Regions from separate parts of the Mus musculus genome. Here all the other regions are linked to region 1. A link is a loop called in an ENCODE intact Hi-C map of the cell type or tissue named here. Cell type or tissue: left cerebral cortex. All regions are shown on one strand. Region 1 has its middle 8.1 kb from the start of Gm40441. Region 2 holds the start of Six1 (sine oculis-related homeobox 1). Region 3 has its middle 7.4 kb from the start of Gm51264.

The links. Hi-C counts contacts between places; a loop is a spot of excess contacts. Peaks named below come from ENCODE experiments on the same cell type or tissue, not always from the same donor. Only the 100,000 strongest peaks of a DNase experiment are listed, where the experiment ranks them.
Region 2: it touches region 1 in a loop (3-fold over the local background); 5 of 42 quality-filtered maps call a loop at or near these places.
Region 3: it touches region 1 in a loop (3-fold over the local background); 4 of 42 quality-filtered maps call a loop at or near these places.

Annotation. Positions count from the first base shown.
Region 1 is chr12:72,851,254-72,853,753 of GRCm38, reverse strand. No RefSeq gene overlaps it. Among named protein-coding and RNA genes, the nearest start is that of Gm40441, 8.1 kb to the right of the region's middle. In left cerebral cortex, no CTCF peak of the experiment used is centred here; no DNase peak of the experiment used is centred here.
Region 2 is chr12:73,045,261-73,047,760 of GRCm38, reverse strand. Six1 (sine oculis-related homeobox 1) reads left to right here and starts at 1,049. Exons shown (of 2, transcript NM_009189.3): 1 at 1,049-1,894. The coding sequence starts at 1,335. Gm51264 (predicted gene, 51264) reads right to left here and starts at 1,876; the gene lies at 1,813-1,876. In left cerebral cortex, a CTCF peak has its summit at 1,059; a DNase peak (open chromatin) is centred at 1,020; H3K4me3 peaks cover 1,178 bases.
Region 3 is chr12:73,037,258-73,039,757 of GRCm38, reverse strand. No RefSeq gene overlaps it. Among named protein-coding and RNA genes, the nearest start is that of Gm51264, 7.4 kb to the left of the region's middle. In left cerebral cortex, no CTCF peak of the experiment used is centred here; DNase peaks (open chromatin) are centred at 833, 989 and 1,212.

The DNA of each region.
Region 1 (2,500 bases):
GGATTTTTTTCGGGCAAAGCGACTTTCATAAACAAGTGAGCACTCTGAGGGCACCTGCATTCAACACTCCTCTGCTGCCAGTCTCCATTCTAGAGGCCAAGGATGCAAGCATGGAACATAGATGGTCCTTCAAAGACAAACAGGAGTGGAGTGTTTGTATAGAAACTGCTGTGGGGACTGGGAGAACAGCCACCCAGAGCATCGGTTCTCAACCTTCTTCATGCTGAGACCCTTTAATACCATTTCTCAAGTTATAGTGACCTCCAGCCTTAACATTATTTTCATTGCTGTTTCATAACTGAAATGTTGCCACTGTTATGAATCATAATGTAAATAAATATATGATATGCAGGGTATCTGGGGGTCACAATCCACTTGTTGAGAACTGCTGGCCTAGCGTCACGTGCAGTCTGATGGGAGAAGTGTTTGCTCCATATTTCTGCAAAAAGGAAGACAATAAGCCAGCCAGCCCCTTACCTAAAGAAAATGTGGTTAGTGACTGTCTCGGAGAGAGGGAAACCCTTAGCTGAGAGAACGCCACAGCATTCTTAAAAGAGAAAGCCATAGTGCTTCAAGTGGCAGACAGCGGCCTCAGACTGTGTGAGTTGGAGTCTGGAGAAGTATTTAAGCCTTAAAGGGAGTGTGGAAATACTGACAGACCTTACTGTGGAACAATTGAGCTTGCAATGGCATTAGCAGATAACTTGGTAACTTTTATCTTCTCTTCCTTTAAAAAAAGCCTTGGGAAATGAAGAGATGCCAATTCCCTATCGTGAGCTACCATTTTAAATATATGATTGGTATCATACTATGCTTTAACAACAGCAACAACCACAAAAAAAGAAAAAAAATTAAAATTAAAATTAAAACAATAAAATCCCTGATCGGGAGATGACACACAGAAGATTATGAATGAGTCGCATAAGACACCGTGGAAAAGCAGGGAGCAGAGGGTCTCACGTGAAGAGTCTCTTTCAGAGAAGACACAATAATTTTACAAACATTATCTTCTCACGTTGATGTTCAGTCACTTAAGCCACATTAACTATCCTCTTAGCTTTCTCCCTGAGACTCTCTGACATGAAGCATTCAGCAGGCTTTCCAAAGAGGTTAATAGTTCACCAGGCAAAGTTAGAAGGAAGCAGAATTGGCCATTCCTAAAACTCTTGGTTGAAACATGAGGACTTTGTGTTGACAACCGAGGGGCCATAATGAGTCTCTAGTACATTCTTAAGGCTTGTTTCTTTTACCCTGTGAATGGGGAAAGTAAAATTATAGTCTCTAGGTGTTTTGCACGGTTCTTTCACGGGCAGGCTTTCCGACACCAATTAAAGAGATTATGTCATCAAGCGAAAGAAAAGCCGTAACTTGCATGTTGGCACTGTGATTACTTGAGACAGGGTCACAGGACCCAATAGCATAGCAGCTGACCTTCAAAAAATTAACTTTGAGCTCAATTCCTAATTAACCTTTTTCAATACAAGAAAGTATAATTTCAGGCCACTAGCCCCCCTCCCCAAATACCCACTTTTTCTTCTACGATGAATGTGTTACCAAAATCAATTAGCAATTTTCAAAAAGAAAAGAAAGCGGAAAAAAAAGAAAGAAGAGAAAAACCCTTCCCCTTAATGATGTGTCTTTGGGATGATTTCTCTTTCCAAACATAGTCTCCCTCCTGTGTTTACAAAACTCAAAGTAAACTTAACCCTACATAAGTTTTAAACTAAGTTTATGCTAATACCTAAAAATGCCAATGAAGTTGGTAGTCACAGCATTTGAGAGCACCCTGAAGTTCCAGGCTAGCCTGCGCTACAGAACAAGATCTTATCTCAAAAAAGAGAGAAGAAGGAGGAGGAGGAGGAGGAGGAGGAGGAGGAGGAGGAGGAGGAGGAGGAGGAGGAGGAGGAGGAGGAGGAGGAGACAGAAAGAGGCCAGGTGGTGGTGGCTCACACCTTTAATCCCAGCACTTGGGAGGCAGAGGCAGGTGGATTTCTGAGTTCGAGGCCAGCCTGGTCTACAAAATAAGTTCCAGGACAGCCAGAGCTATATAGAGAAACCCTGTCTCGAAAAAACCCCCCCCCAAAAAAAAAAAAAAAAGAAAGAAAGAAAAAGAAATGGAAAGGGAAAGAAGGAAAAAAGGAAAGAAAGAAAAAAAGAAAGAGAAAGAGAGAGGGGGGGAGGAGGGAGGGAGGAAGAAAGAAAGAAAGAAGAAAAATGAAAAGAAAGAGATGTCACAGTGGAAACTTTGTTCCTCAGTTTCCTAGTGGGAGGTTGTATGTCTCTCTCTCACAGATACCAAAAACCTTGGATACTCAAGTACCTCATAAATGGCATAGGAGTTTCATATTACTCATACATCCTAATGTATGCTTTGGAATCCCCTAGCTTCCTTATAATAACTAATACAATGTCTAAGTAGTTGTTATACTGTATAGAAAATAATGGCAAGAGGGCCGAGCGTGATAGCACCTGTCTTTAATGCTAAGATGCAGAAGGCTGA
Region 2 (2,500 bases), 190 kb before region 1:
TTGGAGCCACTGTGGTTCTAGCTTAGAGGGCAGTGTCCCTCTCAGAGCAGGGCAAGGATTATGTTACAACCAGACAGTTATTGGAGCTGGGCGCAGTTTTATTTAATTTACACCCCATTCAGCGCCTTTTGCATGAGGTTCCCCAATTTTTTTTTTTTTTTTTGCTAATGGCAAGTAAAGCTTTTCAGCATCCATCGGTAGCAGGGGTTGCTTTGAAAAAACGCAACCGTACAACTGGGGAAACTGAGTCCAGAAGTCTATGGACAGCAAGATTCTAAATTGCAGATGAAGCCCTGGTGTCTCTATGCTACAGTGCCAGGGTCAACCCTTCTGATCCCTCTTCTAGAGGCACTTTGAGAATGAGGGGAATGTTGCCCAGATCAGAGTCCTTGAGACCTTTAGGAGGTGTTAGGAGTTAGGAAGAGAAAGGGTGTAGGAGTTGGGGGGTGGGGGTGGGGGTGGGGGTGGGGGGCTAGGTTTGTCTTCACCTCCAGGAACCAAACCTGGAAGAAGCCACTTTCAGAGTGCTTGCAGCACAGAACCCTAGTCTCCTTTTGTATTATTTATCTCATTCCATAAGCTATTCATCAATCCATTATTTATTCATCTTAACATTAAGGTAATTAAATATGAGCTCACCGGGAAAAGCCAAGACTGCAAGAGACAGGGCTAAGAATATGGAGAAGAGGGTCATTAGAACGTCTGCAGCCATTGATTTGTGCTGCGTGAGGCTCCCCTTAGGTGACACCAAAGAGGGCGCCGCTTCGCAAGGTCCTGACTTGGTCACCACCCTTTTCAGCACCCCAGTTCCCTCCTCCCGACCCCACCTCACTTCCCACCTCTCCGGGTCCTTCTCCTCCCACCACTTCTTATCCTAGGCAGCACTCGGTAGCTTCGCCCTCCCCACGCGGGGCGGCAGGGTGGCGCGGCTTTGCTGCCGGGCCGGGCGGCGCGCAGGCTGGCCAGCTTCGGATAGGCGCCGCTCGCAGCCAATCAGCGTGTCGGGGACGCTGCGCGCTTTAAGGCCGCTGCGGGGAGAACAGAAACCAAGTTCCCCGGCAACCAGCAGCATCCACCCGGCGGCAGGCGGGAGCCAGCGAGGCCCAGAAGGCTGTAGAGAACGCCAGCCACTCGGAGTCTAGCTCACCCCTACTTCTCTTCGTCTTCCTTGGCCTCCCACCCGCCGAGGTTCGACTGGTCTCTTCGCCCGCGCCAAGGCTAGGGAGGGGGTTAGGAGCAGCCGCGCCCCCCTCCCCGCGGCAGCCGCCCCCTGCTCTCCCAGCTCTGCTCACTGCCGCGTGCGCCCGGGCCCGTGCGCCCCGGCAGCGCCAGCCATGTCGATGCTGCCGTCGTTTGGTTTTACGCAAGAGCAAGTGGCGTGCGTGTGCGAAGTTCTGCAGCAAGGAGGGAACCTGGAACGCCTGGGCAGGTTCTTGTGGTCGTTGCCCGCCTGCGATCACCTGCACAAGAACGAGAGCGTGCTCAAGGCCAAGGCGGTGGTCGCCTTCCACCGCGGCAACTTCCGCGAGCTCTACAAGATACTGGAGAGCCACCAGTTCTCGCCTCACAATCACCCCAAACTGCAGCAGCTGTGGCTGAAAGCGCACTACGTGGAGGCCGAGAAACTTCGCGGCCGACCCCTGGGTGCCGTGGGCAAATATCGGGTGCGCCGAAAATTCCCGTTGCCGCGGACCATCTGGGACGGCGAGGAGACCAGCTACTGCTTTAAGGAGAAGTCTCGGGGCGTGCTGCGGGAGTGGTACGCGCACAACCCCTACCCCTCACCGAGGGAGAAACGGGAGCTGGCCGAGGCCACCGGCCTCACCACCACCCAGGTCAGCAACTGGTTTAAGAACCGGAGGCAAAGAGACCGGGCCGCCGAGGCCAAGGAAAGGTACGCGGCGTGCTTGCCCAGGCTCGGGTGACCCCGGGAAGTTTCACCCTTCGCTCCCTTCTGCCCCCCGCAGGCGTCGCCACCAGCTTCCTACCCGCCGCCACCCGGCAGAGGTCCGTGGGGCGGCACCCCGGCCTCGGCGACGCTGCTGTGAAGGTTCATGAACTCTTGAGGTTGCCTGTTAGGGACTGGGTCGCGTTTGCGTGGAGCACTCGCGCGTGGGTTTCTTTGGTGAGGGAAAGTGTGGGGAACGGTCGGCGTTGGGTTTGTTTCATGCCCTCCGGGCTGGCTCCGGCGAAGAGAAGGGATGGCCAGGGAGTTTGTAGATCAGAGGAAACGGGGGTATTGCTTGGTATCGCGAGGGAAGCTGTTCGGTACGGCGGAAGGTCTCGAACCTCCGCTCTTTCGCTCCGTCTTGAAGCTGGTCTGAGTCGAACGCTCGGCCCCCAGTACCTCCCGGCTCTCTGCTCATTCTCTCCGGCTAGTCTATGGAGGAGAGTTCTGCTTCATTTCGCGCTAGTTGGACAAAGGGAGGAGTCTTGTAAAAAGAAATACCCTGGAAAGGGGACACTGGGGGTGTCGCTGCTGGGTGTCCTATCAGAGGCC
Region 3 (2,500 bases), 190 kb before region 1:
GGGGTAGATTTCCTGGCTGCAAGAGGTTCCCAGAGCAAGTGTCAGCGCCCCCGGGCTTTTACACCACGCCCTGGACAGTCCGCTCGGTCCGTGCCGCCTCGGCCCCGCCGTCCGTTCCCCCGCGGCCCTTCCCACTAGACTGGAGCCTTGGCTTCGACTCCGTGACTTAAACGCCTTACCGATCGCTGGCCAAGCAGTGCCTATCAGGAAGGTGGCCTAATTAGGAGTTAGCCTCCATCTCTGCGGGTGGGGAGAGGTACCCGGGCTTCCAAAGTATTTCTCTTAGGGCAGAGTCGTCGCTTTGCTTCCACAGTGTAGTCGGGTGGCTCCGGGGGACAGCTCCCTCTTCCCTTTGTCCAGTCCCGGATCCCAGCCGAAAGGCACCAGCCCAGGGGCGCAGCATTTCTGGTTCTGGCGGTTGAAGTACACATTCTAGCCAGATTTTATAGACGTGGGTGGTATTGACAGGCACAGGTGGGGTGTTCCTTTTCCAAAGCCTTCTCCCAGAAGGCTCTAAAACCTTCTAGACCACCCCCCTCCAGCGGTCCAAAGCCAGAGGAGCTAGTATTGGTGGCCACTTTGTCTCAGGAACATTCAGCCACTGAGGGTATCGGAGGACTTCGTTTCCTAGTTTGCCTGTGTGTTGGATTACCTTACCCACTAGAGAGGGCACTTCTGAGCACTCCAGGCTCTGCTCTGACTGGGTCTACAAACTCTACCTGGAAATGTCTTTAAGAGGGACGAGCTAGAAAAAATACTGGTGGACCAGCCAGGGACAAAAAAAAATTATCAAAATTATGTCCGAAAGCTTGGCTATTCTTTTATCCAGAGAAACAAAACAAAACACTGTCCGGGAATGGTCTCGTTTTATTGCGCACGCAGACACACATACACTCACACACACACAACTTCGTTCCAGCTGATGAAATTGGAGACCTGTTCTCCTACTGAGGATGACAATCAGGGTTTTAGACGCTGTATTCCTTTCAGACAGCGAGAAACAACACTGCAGTAGCGTTTAAAAACAAAGAAAAAGAGACTGCTAGGGGCCGGAAAGCTGCCTGCTCTCCAATCCCTGCCTCAGATCTCCTTTTAACTTGTTAATGGATGGCCCAGACCCGGTTTCTCAGCAGGTAGAGTACAACCCCACACTGCTTTTTAGAAAAGTACTCACTATTCTTTACAGGAAAGCGAAAATATTCTCCATGACCAAACAGAACAGTGTAGGAAAGAAAGGAAAACTAAAAGCCAAACATCAACAGCAAGTCTTACTGAAATGGGAGAATGGGTTAGTTTTATATATTACACATACTTCAGTGTGCCTGAAGCGGCCACTCAATTGTAATTAAATAAAATATGGCTGAAAGACACTGAGACTCTTTCTTCTCCCTTATTGTTAGCGGTAGCGATTGCCATTGAAAGAAAAGCAGAGAGATTCTGCTCTGTACCTTTACTTTGTGCAATACACTCTAAAAATGTATGCCCCACCCCCGAATTCATCTGGTCCCCTTGCTGCCCTTCCCTCAAAGTTAAAAGATAAATACTTTATGAGGTGGACACAGGTAGACTCTAACAGGAACATGGTGGACTGACAGCCAAATCTACTTTAATATGCCATATACATTCGTTTAATTTGGGAGTTTAAAAGGATTGTGACTTTTAAAATGCCATGACTCATTTATAATAGAAACAACTTTTGAGGGGGAGGTGGGGAATTGGTGGTGATTTCAGGATTTGAGATGCTGTGCATGTGGAATTTAAGTAAGAGTCCCAGACTCCACATCTTTACTGACATGTCAAGTGTGGGATTCATAAAGAATACATCTCAGTGTCCTTGATAATCTACAGATCTGCGGGCAGCAGACTTGTGAGGCTGACTTTTTGGGTATTTTTACAAACTCCATTGTTCCCCCACCCTCTCCACACAAACTTTTTCCCCTTTGCCCTCAGGAAAGGCTCGATCACGCTTTGGTAAAATTTCCATTTTGACTCTAGAATCATCCGAGTGGTTTAAATACCAGGAGAAGACAATGGGGTTGTGACCCCTGTCTCACCCAAGAACACAACAAAGTGTGGCATCTTTGGTTGGCTCTCATACAAATATTATGCTACTGTAAGCATCTGTATGTGGTGACGTTCCCCTTGGCTTGTGCTGCTTCCTGTGTGTGGTAGTGATAGGGACTGGTGTGGAGTAGAGGAAAACAGAAACTTGCAGTGTTGTTAGAGAACACTCATTTTGACAGTGAGATGGCAGTCTCTGCGATATTTTGTTTGCAGAGTTAATTGTACCTTTAAGACATGAGCCTAGTTAGTATAAGGAAGACAGGGCTAGTGCTGAAGTTATTTAGAATGCTTTAAAGGTGGAAGTAGGTAGTCATTTTTTAAAAAAGATTGAGCTAGATAGAATGTGAGCACATTTTACTGTCTATGGGGCGAAAAGGACATTTAAACAATTGAACCTTTGTCTGCTCTCAGATATGTGTGGTGAATATCTTCTGTG